Linked DNA regions of Homo sapiens: region 1 is linked to region 2. The links are chromatin loops, found by intact Hi-C in ENCODE. Cell type or tissue: A673. All regions are shown on one strand. Links, peaks and the distances in the headings refer to the core of each region. The heading gives the core; the rest is flanking DNA.

What was found. Hi-C counts contacts between places; a loop is a spot of excess contacts. Peaks named below come from ENCODE experiments on the same cell type or tissue, not always from the same donor. Only the 100,000 strongest peaks of a DNase experiment are listed, where the experiment ranks them.
Region 1: it touches region 2 in a loop (19-fold over the local background); 1 of 110 quality-filtered maps calls a loop at or near these places.

What each region holds. Positions count from the first base shown.
Region 1 is chr9:36,925,072-36,935,216 of GRCh38, forward strand. The region is part of intron 6 of PAX5 (paired box 5); the gene reads right to left. Among named protein-coding and RNA genes, the nearest start is that of MIR4476, 37 kb to the left of the region's middle. RefSeq lists enhancers at 4,011-4,060, 4,590-4,729. In A673, for the core only: no CTCF peak of the experiment used is centred there; DNase peaks (open chromatin) are centred at 3,820 and 4,320; H3K27ac peaks cover 2,269 bases.
Region 2 is chr9:37,378,776-37,388,920 of GRCh38, forward strand. LINC01627 (long intergenic non-protein coding RNA 1627) reads right to left here. Exons shown (of 3, transcript XR_002956875.2): 3 at 5,592-5,671. LOC124902153 (a long non-coding RNA gene) reads left to right here. Exons shown (of 3, transcript XR_007061478.1): 2 at 3,402-3,497. Among named protein-coding and RNA genes, the nearest start is that of LINC01627, 11 kb to the right of the region's middle. RefSeq lists enhancers at 1,782-1,851, 6,711-7,211 and a silencer at 3,677-3,726. In A673, for the core only: a CTCF peak has its summit at 7,623 (motif pointing left); DNase peaks (open chromatin) are centred at 4,856, 5,226, 5,556 and 7,596; H3K4me3 peaks cover 649 bases; H3K27ac peaks cover 3,980 bases.

The DNA of each region.
Region 1 (10,145 bases), core at 1,828-6,827, 450 kb before region 2:
AAACCAAAGGAGCCACTGGGTGGCAGGCAGAAGGGGCTGGGACTCAGGCACATTCCTGGTGTCTTTCCCTTCAAATCAGAGATTACTTCCTGGGCAGCTAAAGTTTTGACTGGGGGTGATGGCAGCAGCGAGTCCAGGAGGTGCTGCAGGCCCAGGCTCTAGATGATTCGTGCTGAGGACAGCATGTCCAGAGTTCCCCAGGGCTCTTTGATCCTCATTCATCAAAGGCTGGTTCTGAAACATGTGGAGAAGAGCACAGGCCCAAAGCAAGCCCAGGTCCTTCTAAGGGAGAAGAACAAGGCCAGGGGGACAGGCTTACCAGGCATCAGGAATCGCTACAGAGCTACAGTAATTAAGACAGGGTGGTATTGGCACAGGGGTAGATAAATAGGCCAATGAAACAGAATCCAGTCCAGACCCTGGTCCGTGCACATATGGAACCGTGATATATGAAGGAGATGGTGTACAAATCAGCAGGAAAGGATGGACTCTTTAATAAACAGAGCAGGGGTAACTGGTTATCCATTCAGAAACAGGGGAAAAAAGAAATTGGATCTTCACACCAGACACAAAAATCAATTCCAGGTGGATTAGAGACCTAAATGTGGAAGGCAAAGGCATCCAACGTGGCGAGCTCTAGGTCCAGCCAAAAATCCTTGGGAACAAGTCTGCCCTTCATGGAAGGAAGAGTGCCTTTTCTGGCCTGGGATGCTCACGCAGAGTTCCTGCTCACTGTGGGGTTAGTGGTGGGACCCAGTCATCCTGCTGCCCTGTCTCAGTGCCTCCTCCTCCAAGAAGTCTTTCATAACCACCATTCCCCAGGAAGTGTGAGTCCCACCCTCATTCTGCTGGCCCCGCCAAGTGGTGCCAGAACAATAACAACCACAGTCTTCACAATTGCATCAAAATCTCACACTCACTGAGCATTCACTCTGTACCAGGAGCTTTAGCTGTACTATCCCATTTAATCCTCACAGTCACCCCTTGAAGCAGGCTCTATGACATCCCCATTTTACAGATGAAGAAACTGAGGCTTTTATGATAGCGCAGGAATGACTTGCCTAACTAAGTTCATACAGCTTCTAGGTGCCCAAGCCAGGATTCAAACCTGGGTCCTTCTGACTCCAAAACCTTGACAATGACCCTAATGATCTTTATACTCTCAGTACCTGATCCATTAAAACACAGTGAAATCAACTTGCTGGTCCCAACATTTTTATAAATGAAACTGAAAAAAAAATATCCAAGGGTCTCCCACATAGAAAGGATAAGTCCTGTTTTGTGAATCTTTGTTTCCCATGTCAGTGGGTATGTGTGTACGAGGTAGAGATTAAGATGTACTTCTTGATCTAGGTTACAGCCAGCAAAGTTTGGAAAATACTGCTTCATTCCATGCAGCAAGAGCTATTGGAAAAAGGTTGCTGTCTAGACTTCCTCTTCTGTAGAACAAGACTTGGTCGTGGCATTAGCCTCCTAATTTTCTGAGAATGAATCGGGCATGAATTTAGAATTCCACTCACTGGAAGCAACTCCTTCAGTTCATTGCTGTGTGCAAAGACGGCAGGTCAAAATGCCTCTGACAAGGGTCTTTTCCTAGATGGCATCTTCTAGAGTTTCTGGGCCCCCAGGGGTAGGTCCCAGTTCCGCCCTCCTCTCTGTGTTCCCGAATGCCCTAGTGAATGGTGGGCGTGCATTCGTTCAACCTTTACTGAGCCCTGTTGTGTGCAACATGATGTGTGAAGACCAGACACACTCTTTGACCCTCACCCACAAACACCAAGAGAAGACACATTGGCCCAGAAATTCCATCCAAGAGGGACAAGAGCACAGAGTCATTAATGTATATGGGGCGTGAAGTGGTCAGGAAGGGTTTCTTGGTGCAGGCTGTATTTAACCTGGGAGTGAACAATCCCTAACTCCCAAGACTGAGAACAGCCGAAGTCAGGCTCAGAGGTAATAGGACAAGAGTGACCCAGAAACAGGGCACATGCAATAGTTAGAGGGGGTGCAAGCGTAAAGGGGAAAGATGGAATGGTAGACTAGCTGGAACTCGATTGTGAAGGGCTTGCACAATGAACACTGGGTGAATGAAGGAAGGAGTGCTCTTCCTAGGGCCAGGCAGCATCCCAGCCAAGAGTCAGCATCCCTGCACCCCTCCCCAGCCCACCCTGGGGCCTGGCACATTCCTAGACCTCAGCCTCTTCTCTCTGACATGGGCTGGGCTGCTGGGTCTGCAAGGGAATGCCTTTACTTCCCCCAAGAAAGCAGAGCCAACCTGGGTTTAAAAGAACCACAAAAAGGGTGGTCAACAGGGATATATCCTGCCCCTTACATATTTAATTTCCAGATGGAAGAGGCTTATGTTGCTATTTGATTTTTGTTTTAGTCAACAAATTCAGTATCAAACAAAGCTCGTTCAGCCACTTCAAAAGTTAGGTTTGGATCATCTTTTTAAGACAAGAAATCTTCAACTTATGTTATACATGCAGCGGGAGGTCCGAAAATCCAGGCATCCAACCACCACTGGCTCCCAGAAAGCAAAGCAAACCTCCCTATAAGCCAGGCCCTGGGGGACGGCGGGACACTTGGAAACGAGTCCTTAGCTGCACTTCACCATCTGTGCCTTTCCTTTTTCTTTTTCTTTTTTTTTTTTTTGAGACAAAGTCTTGCTCTGTCACCCAGGCTGGTGTGCAGTGGCACGATCTTGGCTCACTGCAACCTCCGCCCCCCGGGTTCAAGCGATTCTCCTGCCTCAGCCTCCCAAGTGGCTGGGATTACAGACACATGCCACCACACCCAGTTAATTTTTTGTATTTTTAGTAGAGACAGGGTTTCGCCATGTTGGCCAGGCTGGTCTTGAACTTCTGGCTTCAAGTGATCCACCTGCCTCGGCCTCCCAAAGTGCTGGGATTACAGGCATGAGCCACTGCACCCAGATATCTGGGCCTTTCACCATAACCACCTTGCAGGGCTTGCCCAGAGCCCAGCCTCTCTTCTTTGGTGGGATTCCCTCAGTTCTTACTCTGCTCCTGCATGAGCCAGGGGAAGCTGTCATTTAGTTTTGGTGTTTAATTGTTCCCTAAGTCCTCATCACCGTTTGTCCTTTTGAGGTGTCCGTGATTTTTAAAGGCAACTGCATTCTCCCCAATCTCTTGGGTTCCCTGGAACATTGCTACACCACAGCTCCTCAGCCATTCCAGACACTGTCCTACCTCCGCCTGGAGGGTCCCTCTCACTCCGTGACTTAGAGAACTCTTACATTATCCACAAGACCCAGTTCACATGTCACCTCCTTGGTGGAGCCATTCCTGAACTCCACACTCCTACAAAGAAACAATCTCTCCCTTGTCTATGCTTCCATACTTGGTGGCTTTTTGCACAGACCTCCATTATCACCATGTAGAGTGGCTGTTTGTCTATCTCCCTCCAGGTTGCCTTGACAGTGTGGAACATGGAACATCCTTAGTGCCCCCTAAGTGCTTGTTGAATGAATGAATGAATAATGGTTCAGTAGCATGTTATGAGCTACAACACTCAAAAATTAACTGGGAAGTGTTTGAACAAGAGCACTAAGTGATACGCTAACATCCCCTTCCCTCCTTCCACCTCTACCCCACATCGAGTCAGGTCACCAGAAAGCCACATCCCTATCCAACATATTAAAGCCCCTGGGTGGTGCTTTCACCAGTCTCTGATGGAATATCAGGCATTCAACACTTTTACGAGGCAAAAAAAGAAAACAGCCATAAAAAGAAGATTGTTTAAAACCTCTGGGGACACTGCCCACTAGAATATTCAAATTCCTTATCAATCCCTCCTACAATTCAACACCAGTAAAGTGTTTCCCCTGGTGAGTCATTAATCTGCCTCTGACTAAACAACAAGAACACTGGAAACCACTGCATGTCTCTTTTGGCTTTGACTGCCAGGAAACTCGGTCAAATTCAGTGTTCAACCACCATAAGCACATCATTGCTGGCTCCTGCCACAATGATCTTCCCCTTTTCTCTATGTAATTTCTGAACTTTTTTTCCAAACTTAACTTAGATACACATACTTGCTTATTTTGCAGGCCACCTCAAGTTCTTTGTGAAAGTGAAGGCTGGGAAAGGTGAACTGACAGAAAAAGAAAGATGGAAGGAAGGAAGGAAGAAGGAAGGAAGGAGGAAGGAAGGAAGGAAGGAAGGAAGGAAGGAAGGAAGGAAGGAAGGAAGGAAGGATGGATGAGAGAGAGAGAGAGAGAAAGAAAGAGAAGAGGAAAGGAATTCCTGGTGCCTCTTTTCCTGGTAACAACGGCATTCTACTTCCATTTCTCAGTTTTTTCGAAGCCAAAGGCTGAGTGGCGGGGTGCAGAGGTACACACGCAGTCACAGATGTGTAAGTGTGTTGGTGCACCTACATACTTGGGTACATTGCCCCCGCCAACCCCAGCCCCTAAGAATCACAGGCAACAGCTGTGTTCTACATTTCCTACTTTTTCTGAGCCCTTGGGGTTCTTTCTTAGGATGTCATTTTAGGCTTCTTCTCCCTCTTCATCAGGGCACCCTGGTGCTGTCCTTGACCATGACCCAGGAACAGAAATGAACTGAAGTCAGCAATTCACAGATTTCCCACTGCAATGCAACCATTGGGATAAAACTTCCTCTGCCTGCTGCCACAGAATCTTTCTTTTTGAGACAGAGTCTCGCTCTGTTGCCCAGGCTGGAGTGAAATGGTGCAATCTCGGCTCACTGCAACCTCCACCTCCCTGTTTCAGTGATTCTCCCGTCTCAACCTCCTGAGTAGCTGGGATCACAGGCACCCACCACCATGCCCAGCTCATTTTTGTATTTTGAGTAGAGATGGGGTTTCACCATGTTAGTCAGGTTGGTCTTGAACTTCTGACCTCAGATGATCCACCCACCTCAGCCTCCCAGAGTGCTGGGATTTACAGGCATGAGACACCACACCCAGCTGCCACAGACTCTTATAAGACCTCAAGGTCAAGACCACCAGCTCAAGGTGTGTGCACCATCCTCACAGACACCATGTTCTAGATGATGGAACAGCTTGTCCTCTGAAATATCAGAACTATAATAGAAGGACAGTCAGGGTCATCTTTCCCAACATAGAAAAACTGAGGTACAGGGATAGGGATGGATGTCCTTTTTTTTTTTTTTTTTTTTTTTTTGAGACAAGGTCTTGCTCTCTCACCCAGGCTGGAGTGCAGTGTCACAATCATGGCTCACTGCTGCCTCAACCTCCCAGGCCCAAGGGATCCTCCCACCTCAGCCTCCCAAGTAGCTGGGACTACAGGCACACGCCACCACACCCAGCACCTAATTATTTAATTTTTTGTAGAGATGGGGTTTCACCATGTTGCTCAAGCTGGTCTTGAACTGCTGAGCTCAATTGATCCACCCACCCCAACCTCCCAAAGTGCTGGGATTACAGGCGTGAGCCACTGCGCCTGGCCCTTAGTTCATTTTTATCTGCATCATTGATAGCCTTTGACCCAGTGGGGGAAAAAAGACTGAACTAGGAGTGATAACACAGGGTTTTTGTCCCAGCTCTGCCCCTTTCTCACTTGTGTGGCTGTAGGTGAGCTGGGCCAGTTCTATGAATCTCATTTTCACCATGAGTAAAATGAAATTTTAATTCTAGTCCCTAGCTGCCTGCCTACCTCGACGATCATGAGAATCTGAGGGGTAAGGAGAGGGACACCACTTTGGAAACTAAGCAATATGAGAGGTTCAGGAATTCTAGCAAGGGACTCAAGGAGGCACGTGCCCCAGGAGAGTGTGCACTGGGCATCATTTGGGTCCCTAGGAAATTACCTGGAAAAGGACTGCCTGGGGCTGCACCAAGTATTGTCTCATCAGCACGGGGCACCACTGCCATAGCATGGAGGAGAAAAGAAACACAGACACGTGAGAAGGAGGGCAGCACAAAAGAGGGCAGCGCATGGGGCAAGGCTGCAGGGCTGGTCACCTCAGATGGCCACCTGGGGCCAGGAGGCCTCCCTGTCACCTGCTGGGCTCCTGTAGGCTCACCGCCAGGCCACAGGTATCCCTTGGGAGCTGGGCCAGAGCCAGGCCAACCATTCCCATTCTGAAGGACCAGACACCTGCCCACCTCTACATCTACCCAGAAGGAGGACAGAAGCTGGAGTGGGTGAGAGGTGTCTCCAGAGCCTGGCTCCAGCGACTGAGGCTGAGCAGGCAAAGGGGTCTGCAAGCCCCTCCTTTCACTGGCCTCTGCTTCCCCACCTGTCTGAGGACCTTCACTGGAGGATCTCTAAGTCTCCTTCCACTGCTGATGCTCTTTGCCTCTATCACTGGCCACATGACAAAGTCTAGATTCCCTCTTCAACAAATGAATGGCAAGTCAAGAACAAGAGATGGTGAACCTGTAGGTTAAAGGAGGCTTAGAGACAAATCGATAGTCACAATGTGGACCCTGATTCAAACAAACTGTAAAATAAATAATCATTAAATAACAAAAAACAAAAAACATGGCCAGGCGCGGTGGCTCACGCCTGTAATTACAGCACTTTGGGAGGCTGAGGTGGGCGGATCACCTGAGATCAGGAGTTCAAGACCAGCCTGGCCAACACGGTGAAACCCCATCTCTACTATAAATAAAAAAATCAGCCAGCCGTGGTGGCATGTGACTGCAGTCCCAGCTACTCAGGAGGCTGAGGCAGGAGAATTGCTTGAACCCAGGAGGCGGAGGCTGCACACTGAGCCGAGATCGAGCCACTGCATTCCAGCCTGGGCAACAGAGTGAGACTCTGTCTCAAAAAAAAAAAAAAAAAAATCATAACATATAATGAGACAATTGGCAATGTGAGCACCAACTGAGTATTTGATGACATGAATGGATGTGCTAACTTTGTGGATGTGATAGTGGTGTGGTTATGCTTTTTAAAAGGTCTTGTCTGGCTAGGCACTGTGATTCACACCAGTAATTCCAGCATTTTGGGAGGCTGAGGCAGGAGGATTACTTGAGGCCAGGAGTTTGAGACAAGCCTGGGCAACATAACAAGACCCCATCTCCACAAAAAAATTAAAAATTAGCTAAGCATAGTGGCATGCCTGTAGTCCCAGCTATTTTGGAGAATGAGGCAGGAGGATCACTTGAGCCCAGGAGGTTGAGGCCACAGTGAGCCTTGATCACACCACTGCACTCCAGTCTGGGCGACCTTGTCTCAAAAAAATAATAAAAGATTGTGTCTTTTAAAGATTCATTCTAGAATATTTACAGGTGAAGTGACATAATGTCTGAAGTTTGTCGAAAAATAAAGTGCAGTTAATAAAATGTGGTATATCTACACAATGGAATACTATTCAACAGTGAAAAGGGGTGGAGTGCTGATACATGTTACAACATGGATGAATCTCAAAAGCATTATGCTAGGTGAAAAAGTCCAGACATATAGGATAGCCCATAGAGATGCTAGAAGTGGCAAATCTACAAGCACAGAGCACAGATCCATGATTGGCTGGAGATGGGGGTGGGATCAGAGATTAACTATAAACCAGCATGAGGGATCTTTCTGGAGTGATGAAACGAGTCCAAAACCAAACTGTGGTGATAGTTGCATAACTCCTTAAATCTACTAAAAACTATTGATTCATGCACTTACAATGAGTGAATTTTATGATATAAAAATTATATTTCAATAAAGCCATTAAAAGATAAGTGGAGTGTGTCGGGGGAGGGATATCAGTGCAACAATTGTCATGAGTTGAATCTGGGGGAGGGGTGCTTGGAGGCTGATTAAATTACTCCAAGTCTACTTTGAAAGTCTCCGTAATTATGGCTGGGCACGGTAGCTCACACCTGTAATTCCAGCACTTTGGGAGGCTGAGGCAGGTGGAGTACCTGAGGTCAGGAGTTCAAGACCAGCCTGGCCAATATGATGAAACCCCATCTCTACTAAAAATACAAAAATAGTCAGGCTGTGGTGGTGGGCACCTACTCAGGAGGCTGAAGTGGGAGAATTGCTTGAACCCCAGAGGCGAACTTTGCAGTGAGCCAAGATCGCACCACTGCATTCCAGCCTGGGTGACAGAGGGAGACCCTGTCTCAAAAAAAAAAAAAAAGGAAAAAAAAGAAAGAAAGTCTCCATAGTTAAAATAAATAAAGTTAAACCACACATATTTGACTCATGGCACCGCCTGTCACCGCTCATCAGCCATCCAACAAATACCTGTGAAATAACGAGAGAACGCAAGAAGCCAAGGACAGCCAGGAGCTTACTCTCTCGCCTCCTCTTCCTGGTGCCCTGCCCTGCTCCTTGAAAGCCATCATCCCTGCATCTTCAGGGATGCCAAAGTTCCAAACACAAGAAGTCTAAGTCCTCTTGCCTGCCTAGCACTTTCCAGTTTGCAAAGTCCTTGCAGGTCCGTGGTGCCCCGGGAGTCCTGGGATGTGGACAGATGCAGAACTAGAGCTCAGAGAGGGGAGCCCTGCTGCCCACCCCGTGTGCAGCACTGGTCCCCTACCTGGAAGCAGAGTTAGAGTTGGAGGGGACTTTACTGCCACCCCTGAAGGTACAGCTCAGACACTCCTCCATGAAGGGCCCTGGCCACACACCCACTATCCTCCTCCAGCTGGGGAAAGAGCACTGAATCTGCAAGGAGGAATGCCCTGCGTTCTTTAAACCTGGACACACAAAATTCCACCTGGCAAAGTGTATGTTAAGGAGTAGTTCTGCCTTGATTACAATGGATCAGATGGGGTGGCAAGGGACCTGGAGACCTGGCTCTGCCCTGGACTCCCATGCAACCAGGGCCAGACCCTCCCCTTGCCAGGCCTCAGTGACTCCATCTGTCATGAGGGAGATGGACCAAATCCATTGGGGCCCTTCTGACTCACTAATGTCTGTGCCCACCAAGATGGGGTCCTCACTGTGTGGAATGGGGTTCTCCTTGATATGGCCCCAGGAAGGGCTTAGGTTCCCTCTGTGGGCTGGTGAAGATGTTGCCCGTTTGACCTCAGGTCCCCGAATCCAGAGGCCTGACAGCAACCAGGGGAGGCAGCGTGGCTGAGGAATTCCACCGGGTCTGGGGCCAGGAGGACAGACTTCAAGCCTGACACGGCCAAGTCTGTGCTGTGTGAAACTAGGCCAGGCACCTCTCACTCTTGGTACCTTTTCTCATTTGTAAGGGGGATATGTGACCTACCTCACAAGGTTGTGAGAAAGCCCAGAAGAGAGATCAGAATAAAGCCCTGGAGGGCAGGCCTTTTGCGTTTCAGTTTTTGAGTCCCCAGTGCTAGACTCATAAATAAATACTTTGAAAATGTCTACTGAAAAAACAGCAGGAGGAATCCTTGCAGTGGTAGAAATAGCCTGTATCTTGGACTCAATGTCTATCAGTGTCAATTTATTGTACTATAGTTTTACAAGATGTTTTTGTGGAGGGAAACTCGGTAAAGGGTGTATAGGAGTCCTCGGTATTATTTCTTACAACTGCATATGAATCTACAGTTATCTCAAAATAAAAAGTTTAATTGAATGATGCTTGCAGAAATACTCCATAATCTACAAAGTGCTACCATTAATATTAACTAGGGGGAAGTACTACAAAGGATGTTGAAGGGCCTTCCTCTTCCAGGAAGCCCTCATGGATTCCCCCTTCTCTGTGTTCCTAAAATGGCTGAGTGTGCCTCTCTCTGCCACAGCACTTATTATTCTGCATTATACATTTAACTGTTTAGGGACATCATCCCCCAGCTAGAGTGTGAGCTTCATAAGGATGAGACAGTGTCTCCCTCATCTTTGTGGCAGCAGCTCCTGGCCCAGTGCCCAGCTCTGAACAGATGTGACATAAATGCCTGTGGAATCAAATGAACTTGGACAGGTACCATGGCCTGGCTCTTCCAACGGTGCCAGAGGTGCTTCCCAGGGTCACTGAGAGGATAAGTGATGTCAAGGTGCTTTTATTCATCAGAGGTTGCCACGGACATGGGCCAAACACGCTCTTTATTCATTTGTTTCTCCAGAAATGTACTCATGGCCTGGGTCAAAATGGTTTGCAGCAGGCCAGGCATGGTGGCTCATGCCTGTAATCCCAGCCCTTTGGGAGGCCGAGGCGGGCAGATCATCTGAGATTGTGAGTTTGAAACCAGCTTGACCAACATGGAGAAACCTGTGTCTA
Region 2 (10,145 bases), core at 3,043-8,042:
GCTTTCCACGTGCAGGATGCGCCACCGAGGGCACGGCCGCCTCTCCCACCCGAGGCCTTCACTCTGCCCTGTCTTCCCCCGGTACCCCTTTCTCCCGTCTCTGCCCAGCCAAATCCTGTCATGGTCAGCGGCCGGCTGCAGCGCCACCTCAGTGAAGCCTTGGGGGAGACCATGCCGTCCCAGCGAGGGGTACAGTAAGGATGCCACAGTCACCCCACCCTCGGGGCCACCTCATCCCGGCACTGGCACTGGCACTGTCCTCTGTGGCTCCCAGCACTTCACACATTTGTATGCTTTGCTTCAGAACAACAAACACTAAAGTTGCAGAACTTTATTTAAAAATGAAAATAAAACTGCCTGATTTATAAAGACACGTATATAGATGTTTGGGAATGTATGTGTGTATACATATGTAGAGAGAGAGCATATAAATAAATTTATATATATATATATATATATATATATATATATTTTTTTTTTTTTTTTTTTTTTTTGAGACAGAGTCTTTCTCTGTCACCCAGGCTGGAGTACAGTGGCACGCTCTCGGCTCACTGCAACCTCTGTCTCCTTGGTTCAAGCGATTCTCATGCCTCAGCCTCTTGAGTAGCTAGGATTACAGGTGTTGGCCACCACGTCTGGCTAATTTTTTGTATTTTTAGTAGAGGCGGGGTTTCACCATGTTGCCCAGGCTGGTCTCGAACTCCTGACCTCAAGTGATCTGCTTGCCTCAGCCTCCCAAAGTGCTGGGATTACAGGCGTGAGCCACCACACCTGTCCTATATTTATATATTCTATATTACCTAATATAAATATATAAATGTTGATATATTCTATATTACATAATATAAATTTATAAATGTTTATATAAAGAAATATGTCTTTGCATATTCATAGAAAGAAATCTGGAAGAATACACACCAAACTGCTCCTCTTGCTTATCTCTGGCAAGTTGATTTTGCTTTCATATGAAGCAGTGTTTGAATTTGTTACAGGAATGTATTAAGTTTTTAAGCTCTTAGCCAATATTTCTGAAGATGAAAAGTGTCCTGGATATGCATCTGTCTTCTCTCTTGCTGGACAGTGGGAACCTGCCTCTGTCCTCTAGGCTGGGTCACAGAGCAAAGTGGGCAGATGTTTGTGAGATGAATTACAGAGAGTGCAAGGATGAGCCCCAGCTGCCTCCAGTGAGGCCCGGGAGTGATGGCTTCTCACTGCTGCCCTGCAGTGCCTGGACCGGCACTTAGGGAGTGCTCCCTAAAGGTTTACTGAATGAAGAAGGAAGGAAGGAGGGAGGCAGAGAAGGAGGGCAGGGAGAGAAGGAAGGGAGGAAGGAAGGGAGGGAGGAAAGGAGGGAGAGAAGGAAAGGATAAAGGGAGGCAGGGAAGGGGGGAGGGAGGGAGAAAGAGAAGAAGGGAGGGAAGAAGGGGTATGAGTGATCATAAACCCTGAATTTGTGTATCTGAATTAATGACTGTTTAATGTATAAATGTGGGAATCTAATGAAACACTGAAATACAGGGTACCATCTGGATGGATGGTGGAAATATTTTATTACTAGGCGTACAATTGTTTTCATTATAAAGTAACAGAACTGTATCCCAAAAGTATGAAAAATAGGCTGGGCAAGGTGGCTCATGGCCATAATCCCAGCACTTTGGGAGGCCGAGGCAGGTGGATGACCTAAGGTCAAGAATTCAAGACCAGCCTGGCCAACATGGTGAAACCCCGTTTCTACTAAAAATATGAAAAAAATTAGCCGGGCGTGGTGGCGGGCGCCTGTAGTCTCAGCCACTCAGGTGGCTGAGGCAGGAGAATCGCTTGAACCTGGGAGGCAGAGGTTGCAGTGAGCTGAGATGGCGCCATTGCACCCCAGCCTGGGCGACAGAGTGAGACACTGTCTCAAATTAAAAAAAAAGAAAAGAAAAGAAAACTTAATCATTACGTCACCCTAACAAATCCCCTATTTGTATTTTTGTGCATTTCCTTCCGAGTAGGTGAGTGTGAGCACATATATCTTCTCTACGTGTTCGTGGGGGCTGCTCACACCATTTTATATCATACTTCTGTTGTAAGTTCCTGTCATATCCTAAGCCTTTCTTCGTCCCGTTATAAAGTCCTCAACCTCTTATTTTATAAGTGCTGTCAACTACATTAAGAGGACATATATAACTTATTTAACCACTTATCTCTTTTTATATTGAGGTAACCTCTCATTTTTTATTATTATAGCGTTTATGATTTTTTAAACTACTAGCTTTTGCCTAATGCCTTCATAATTTTCCCTGGGTACCACTCAGAGATGCTTGGACACCTCAGGTTAGTGTCCCCAGAAGCAGCCTGAAAGTAGCTGGGCCACAAACTTTGTTACCATGAGTTAAGCAGCTTTTGCCCCAGAGAGTAAATCAGTGACCTGCTTCCTTTATTGAGAAAGTCTTGCTGTGGAAAAAGTCAGCAGGACTAAATAGCCCGCTGAGTGACAGTAACGTACATTCCAGTGCGAGCTTCTTATTCCCCTTCATGGACATCTAACCAAGCGTTTGCAGAGCAGCACAGGTCTGCAGGTGACATTTTGAGCAGCACTTGTCTACAGAGCTTCAGTAGGCACAATTGGCTTACTGTAGAAGGTTTACACCTGGGTGGATTCATGGTTGGAGTTTGGAAGAGAATAAAGTCCCTGCCATGAGCCTGGCGCCGTGCCATGGCCTTCCCATGTAACAGTGCTCAAAGGGTGCCCCTCCCACCACTGGGGCCTGCTGTTCTCGAGTCCTTGAGCATTTGCCTCATGTCCTTCCCACGTGCTCCAGCTCCTGTCCGGGCTGCAGATCTCCCGTGCATTGCCATGTGTGAGCACGCACAGCCAGGGCTGCCCCTAGAAACAAGGAGAACCAGAGCCACTCAATTAGAGGGGCCACCACAATAACTGTACTGTTGGCATCTTTCATAGGCTCCTTAGGGTATTGCTAAAAAGAGTAATTTTACAATTGAATTTCAATTATTCTCAGAAAACAGGAATAAGACCCCCACATGAAAGAAGGATTGTAAGGATTTTTAAGCTGAAAGGTAATATGCTCAGGTCTGCATTTTAGAAGGAGCAAACTAACTACTCTATGGAGAATAGATCAGAGAGTTTGAGACCAGAGGTGAGGACTCCAGTGGGGACGTCAGGACTGGAGGTCCCAGGAAGGTCAGTGGTGGCAGTAGTAGGTGTGAATTTTAGTCCCAATTCTTCCACCTCCCTGCATCCACACTCTGGCTATATGAGACTTTGGGCTTGGTCTTGTGACTTACTTTGATCAATGGAATGGGGCAGATGAGTCTTGATACCAGGTCTGAGAGCTGATGGTAAGAGACCTTACATATTTCTACTTTTCCTCTCATGCATCTGCCATCACCATGAGAAGAACCTGTCCAGCTTGGCCGTGGACCCTAGGAGGATGAGGGACACGTACAGCAGAGATGCCCACCAGCTTGCCAACCCCTGAGTGAGCCCAGCCAAGGTCAGTAGAGCTGCAGGCCCTGAGAAGGAACGCCTGTTGTTGCAGACCACTGAGATTCTGGGGCTGTTTGTTACGCAGTATTGCTGCAGCAATGGGCAACTGATACAGTGGGCGTGGAAAGAAATTAACAAAGCCAAGAAATACTTAAGTAAGCAAATGGAGTTAGCGGCCAGTCGAGTGAGTGGGCAAGACGGAGAGAGCCTCAGAGAACTTGGTTTGGCTCAGGTACCTGGATGGTTGAAGGGCACAGTGCCTGTGGTAAAGGACACAGAGGAGGAGACGTGGCCACCCACAGTAGACCTACATTAAGAGCACTCTCTCCTTCCCCCTACACTTTTTTCTTGTTTCTGGAGGAGGCCAGGGCCTGTGTCTGAAGAGATAAGCTCCACAGGGACAGAACCACAGTGTGGGATTATAGGCACCCCTGCCACAGTCAGCCACCCCCACGGCCTCCGGCTCTGTCAGAGCTTCTCCCCCAGTACAGACTCATTAGAACAACCGCTGATGTGGACAAGGGGGTGACCCAGACTTCCCGGCCATAGGGGCCAACTCAAGAAAGGCCCCCAGATTTCCCAGGGCCTCCTGCAGAAAACACAGCCTGCATCTCGTTACTTTCATTTGCTTAAAATACCTGCCTTTGCAGCAGTGAAACCACCCAAAATACTCACTTCTTTATTTCCAGCTAGATAAGTTGAACTCAATTTGCATTGGATAATTATTTTCAATTAAGTGATAACAATCCTGTTTGGTGCAAAAGTAATCTTGTCCAAAGGCCAAACAGTTTATCCCATCCAAGAAACAGGAGGCAGTGATAGGAGGAGGCCTATTAGCATGCTTGCCATGAGGATGGAGGGGCCAATCCCCACCCCTGGAGGGATGCCTCAGCCAAGTCGTTCGTGGGGGACCTCTGACGCTGTGGGCCGGGTGGGACCATTGACCTGGTTTGCCCTTTGACAGCCCCCGGGCCAAGCAGCCACTCTTTCTTCTTTCTGGACAAAGAAGGAGGCACCTCCTGCCAGCTGCAAGGAAGTGGAAAAGGCAGCTGGTCAGAGAAGGGCCCAAGACAGAGGCCAGGACCCAAGTTCTGGGCCAGCCGTGTGTCCCTGGACAAGTCATCCCCCACTGGGCCTCAGTGTCCCCTCTGTGTGGGGAGCAGTGGGGTTAGATGGGGACAGTTCCAGCTCAGATGTGATTCTGTCCTGGTTATCCAGAGCTACCTAGGTCTGAAGCCAGGTTTTCTGTAGGGAAAAGCCCCACTTCCTGTGTGATGTGTGTGTTGTCGGGGCAGGGATGCTCCTCCACCAGGAAAGAGGGAGCAGGCGCTGAGTTCTGGAGCCTCACAGGGGCCCCGCCACTCTCCTGGTCTTATGGCAGTGTCACATTCTCTGCAGGCAGCTGGAGTTCCTTACTTTCCTCCACAGCCTTCCCTACTGTTGCACATCTGGGCAAACCCCCTCCCCACCAATCGAGCCGCCGTGAACATCTTGTTCAAGGCTGCTGGTGTATTCAAGAGCAGACCCTGTCTCAAAAACACAAAAAAGAAAAATGAAAAACAACCTGCCTGCCAATCTTTCTATTGTTATTTACATTGAAAAACATGAGGATCGAGGTGGTCCAAACAAATAACTCTTGTGAATTTTTGCAGCCAATACTTCAAATATTTGATACTTGAGTACCCCATGCTGTGTGCTCTCTGTGTATTCACTGACATGCAGTCCTCCCACAGCAGGAGAACTAAAACTCTTGTCACTTATAGACAAGAAAACCGAGGCTCAGAGAGGCTAAGTAATTTGCTGAAGTCACACAGTGGAATTCTGACTTTTTGTTGGTTTCAATTGACTTCCACACTGCATTTTTTCCTTCTTTCCTTCCTTCCTTCCTTCCTTCCTTCCTTCCTTCCTTCCTTCCTTCCTTCCTTCCTTCCCTCCTTCCTTCCTTCCTCCTTCCCTCCCTTCCTTCCTTCCTTTTTTTTGAGACAGGGTCCCACTACATTGTCCAGGCTGGTCGACCTCCTGGACTCAAGCGATCCTCACCTGGGCCTCCCATGGTGCTGGGATAACAGGTGTGAGCCACCATGCCCTGCTGTTCCGCATTCTTTTCTCTACTTAATGGTGGCAGCGGCCCTTATGCTTCTCTGGCACACAGTGTACCCTCAGCCAAGCCGAACTGAGAAGCTGGACAGGAGGAGGGAAAGAAGAAACCATCTGAGCTGCCGTATCTCTTAAGTACAGTTTTCTGTATTCAAATTAGGCGACACAATCTCCATGAATAACATTACAGTTCCCAAAGGATCACACCCAATTTAAATGTATAAGAGGCCATTAACGGGTGGGGCTAGCTATTAGAATTTAGCTCCAGTGTTATTGTGGTGTGGTTCTGCTATTAGGCAGGCGCAATGGGGATAACAGAAGCCCAAGGCACACTCGCCCCTGGTCTCCAAGGCTCTGGGTCCTCAGACTGGCTGAGTACTGGGGACCAAGGTCACCCAAGAAGCCCTGAGTGGCCCTCTTGAGGGTTAGCAGAGCTTCTCTCTGTCCAAGACAGGTCAGGCTCTCTCCCCTGGCCCCAGCTCCACCGTCACTCAGAGGAGTGGCCTAAACAAACGCTGCAGGTGAGGCTCCCGAGCCCCTGACATGGATGTTTATGGAAGAGGACTCTTGGCATCAGCACCTGGGCAAGGTGGGTAGAGGCAGGAGTGGGCAAATGGGAAAGTCTAGCTGCCATGCGGGCTGAGCAACAATGGGGCCAACCTCAGGGGACACCTGGAAGCCCGAATGTCCTTTCAAAAGTTCTGAATGTGGGCTGGGTGTGGTGGCTGATGCCTGTAGTAATCCCAATACTTTGGGAGGCCAAGGCAGGCGGATCACTTGAGGTCAGGAGTTCGAGACCAGCCTGGCCAACATGGTGAAACTCCGCCTCTACCAAAAAATACAAAAATTAGCCTGGCATGGTGGTGTGCACCTGTAATCCCAGCTACTCGGGAGGCTGAGATGGAAGAATCACTTGAACCCGGGAGGCAGAGGTTGTAGTGAGCCAAGATTGCACCACTGCACTCCAGCCTAGGCGACAGGGCAAGGCCTTGTCTCAAAAAAAAAAAAAAGTTCTGAACGTGGAGTTTCATGCAGAGACGGCCAGGCCTTTGTACCCCCATGCAGATCAGTGGCTGGATGTGGGCTGCCCTGGGAAGGGTGTGACCTCAGGCTGGGTGATCTCAGCAGCTGAGGCTGTCCTACAGGGCTGGTCACTTAAGGCCGTATGCTGACCGCCTGCCCAGCTGCTGGGCAGCACGTCCTTCTTGGAAGGGGATCTGGGCAGGTGGCAATGACTGATGCCCACCAGGGCTGTGGCCTTGTCAGTCTGTGGGATAACACAGACCCTGCCTCAGTGGCTCCAGGGGAAAAAGAGACCATCTACGTGAATTGTTTAGCTCAGGGCACAGCACACAAATAAGAGCTCAAAAAATGTCAACCACTCTTGTTATCCCCATCCTGACCCAAATCACAGGATGACCCTCTGCTCTTCTCCCTCATCCTCGCGTACCTCCCCAGCGTCCAGCAAGTGTCCAAGCCTCACTTCCACACCTCCACTAATGGACAGGTCACTACTTCCCAAGGCAGCCCAAGTCACTGTTGAACAGCTTTTTTTTTTCCTGTGGTAAAATATACATAACCTACATTTTACCACTTTAATCATTTTTAAGTGTACAGTTCAGTGGCGTTAGGCACATTCACATTGTTGTACAACTATCAGCACCATCCATTTCCAGAACTTTTTTCCCAAACTGATACTCTTTACCCATTAAACAATATTCCCTCATTCCTCCTCTCCCCTGAACGCCTGGCAACCACCACCCCCATTTCTGTCTCTATGAATTGGACTGGACTGCTGTAAGCATCTCATGTGAGTGGAATCACACAGTATTTTTTTTTCCTTGTGTCTGGCTTATTTCACTTAACATAATGTCCTCAAGGTTCATCCCTGTGACAGCATATGTCCGGATTCCCATTTTTCTTTAAGGCTGAATAATAGTCCATTGCTTGTACACACCACATTTTGCTTATCCATTTATCTGGCCGTGGATGGATAGTTGGGTGGCTTCCACCTTGTGGCTATTGTGAGTGATGCTGCTGTGAACACTGGTGTACAAGCGCCTATGTAAGACCCGCTTTAGCAGGGCATGTGGCTCACGCCTGTAATCCCATCACTCTGGGAGGCTGAGGCGGGCGGATCACTTGAGGTCAGGAGTTTGAGACCAGCCTGGCCAACATGGTGAAACCCCATCTCTACTAAAAATACAAAAATTAGCTGGGCATGGTGGCGGGCGCCTGTAATCCCAGCTACTCAGAAGGCTGAGGCAGGAAAATTGCTTGAATCCAGGAGGCGGAGGCTGCAGTGAGCCAAGATCATGCCACTGCATGCCAGCCTGGGCAACAGAGTGAGACTCTGTATTAGAAAAAAAAAAAAACCTGCTTTTTTTTTTTGTTTTTGTTTTTGTTTTTGTTTTTTGGGGTTTTTTTTGATAGGGTCTCGCTCTATCACCCAGGTTGGAGAAGGTGCGATCATAGCTCACTGCACCCTCAATCTCCCGGGCTCAAGCAATCTTCCCACCTCAGCTTCCTGAATAGCTGGGACTATAGGTGGGCACCACCACACCCAGCTAATCTTTTTATTTCTTGTAGAGACAGGGTCTTGCTGTGTTGCCCAGGCTTGTCTCGAACTCCTGGCTTTAAGTGATCCCCCCACCTCAGCCTCCCAAAAATGCTGGGATTACAGTGATGAGCCACGCCGGCCACTGCTTTCAATTATTTTGGGTATGCAGAGGCGGAGCTACTGGACCATATGGCAGTTCTACATTTAATTTTTTGAGGAACTGCCATCTGGTTTCCCACAGTGGCTGCACCATGTTTCTCGAGCAGCTCTGAGAGAAAACGTTCTCTTTCATCACGCTGCATTCCCATGACGTCCTCACTGGCCCTTGGCTTTGCCCTGGGGACAGCCCTGCTGAGTCTTTTTTTTCTTTTTCTTTTTCTTTTTTTTTTTTTGAGACAAGGTCTAGTTCTGTTGCCCAGGCTAGAGTGCAGTGGTGCGATCATAGCTCACAGCAGCCTCGAACGCCTGGGCTCAAGCAATCCTCCCACCTCAGCCTCCTGAGTAATTGAGACCACAGTTGAGTGCCACCACACCCAGCTATGGTTTTTTTCGTAGAGACGGGGTCTCACTATGTTGTCCATGCTGATCTTGAATTCCTGCACTCAGGCAATCTGCCCACCTTGGCCTCCCAAAATGCTGGGATTACAGGTGTGAGCCCCCGTGCCCGGCCTCTGTTGAGTCTTGATGCCAACTCAGGAGCCCCGCTGAGCCCTCTGCTCTGGGCACGTCACCCATTCCAGTGCCCAGGGCCCTGACTGCCCACTTCACAGAAGTGCAGTGGCATTTTCTCTTGAGGAACCCCACCAGGGGGAGAGGGAATGGGGTCTCAGAGTCAGGAGCAAGCTCACCTGGCACTTGGAAGGAAACCCAGGACCTCCTGCCCACACTCCTCTTCAGCGAGGCCCTCCTGCCCACACTCCTCTCCAGCCGGGCCCTCAACTTCCCCCAGCCTTCCTGCCCCTCTCCTCTCCTCAGGGCATCACCCTACCAACAGGCGAAAGTAATCTGTGACCAGGAGTACTCTCCTAGGAAACTCTGAAGGCACTTGACACGCTTGAAGAGGTGACACAGATTTAAAGTTGTTGCTTTGCTCAGTCAGTTTACCGGATCAGACCAAAAGTTGCTTTGATATTCAAAAATCTTTAAAAGTATCTAACTTCAATTCTTTTTTTTGTTTGTTTGTTTTTGAGACACAGTCTCACTCTGCTGCCCAGGAGTGCAGTGGCAGGATCTCAGCTCACTGCAGCCTCCACCTTTCTCCTGCCTCAGCCTCCAGAGTAGCTGGGATTTCAGGTGCACACCACCACACCCAGCTAATTTTTGTATTTTTAGTAGAGACAGGGTTTCACTGTGTTGGCCAGGCTGGTCTTGAACTCCTGACCTCAATGATCCTCCTGCCTCAGCTTCCCAAAGTGCTGGGATTACAGGTGTGAGTCACCGCGCCCCGCCCTCACCTCAGTTCTTGAAGGGATTAACACTGCATCTCTTCACCATTTCTGAAGGTTCCTGATTTTACTGTCCTGAGACATTTCTACCTTTATTAAATCCTCCCCATGGGATGGTGGTGGTGGGAGAAGGGACATCACCACCAACAACAAAGAAAATAAGACAGCCAGATGCGGTGGCTCATGCCTCTAATCCCAGCACTTTGGGAGGCCGAGGCGGGTGGATCATGAGGTCAGGAGTTCGAGACCAGCCTGGCCAACATGGTGAAACTCCATCTCTACTAAAAATACAAAAATTAGCCAGGCATGGTGACGCATGCCTGTAGTCCCAGCTGCTTGGGAGGCTGAGGCAGGAGAATCGCTTGAACCCTGGAGGCAGAGGTTGCAGTGAGCCGAGATCAGGCCATTGCACTCCAGCCTGGGGGACAGAGTGAAACTGCGACTCAAAAAAAAGAAAGAAAATAAGACAAAATCACACTTTAGTGGAAAACAAGTGGTGACCACTCTGCACAGCTCTTCAACTCCTCAACGCCTCCTAAGGCAGCTGTGCCAG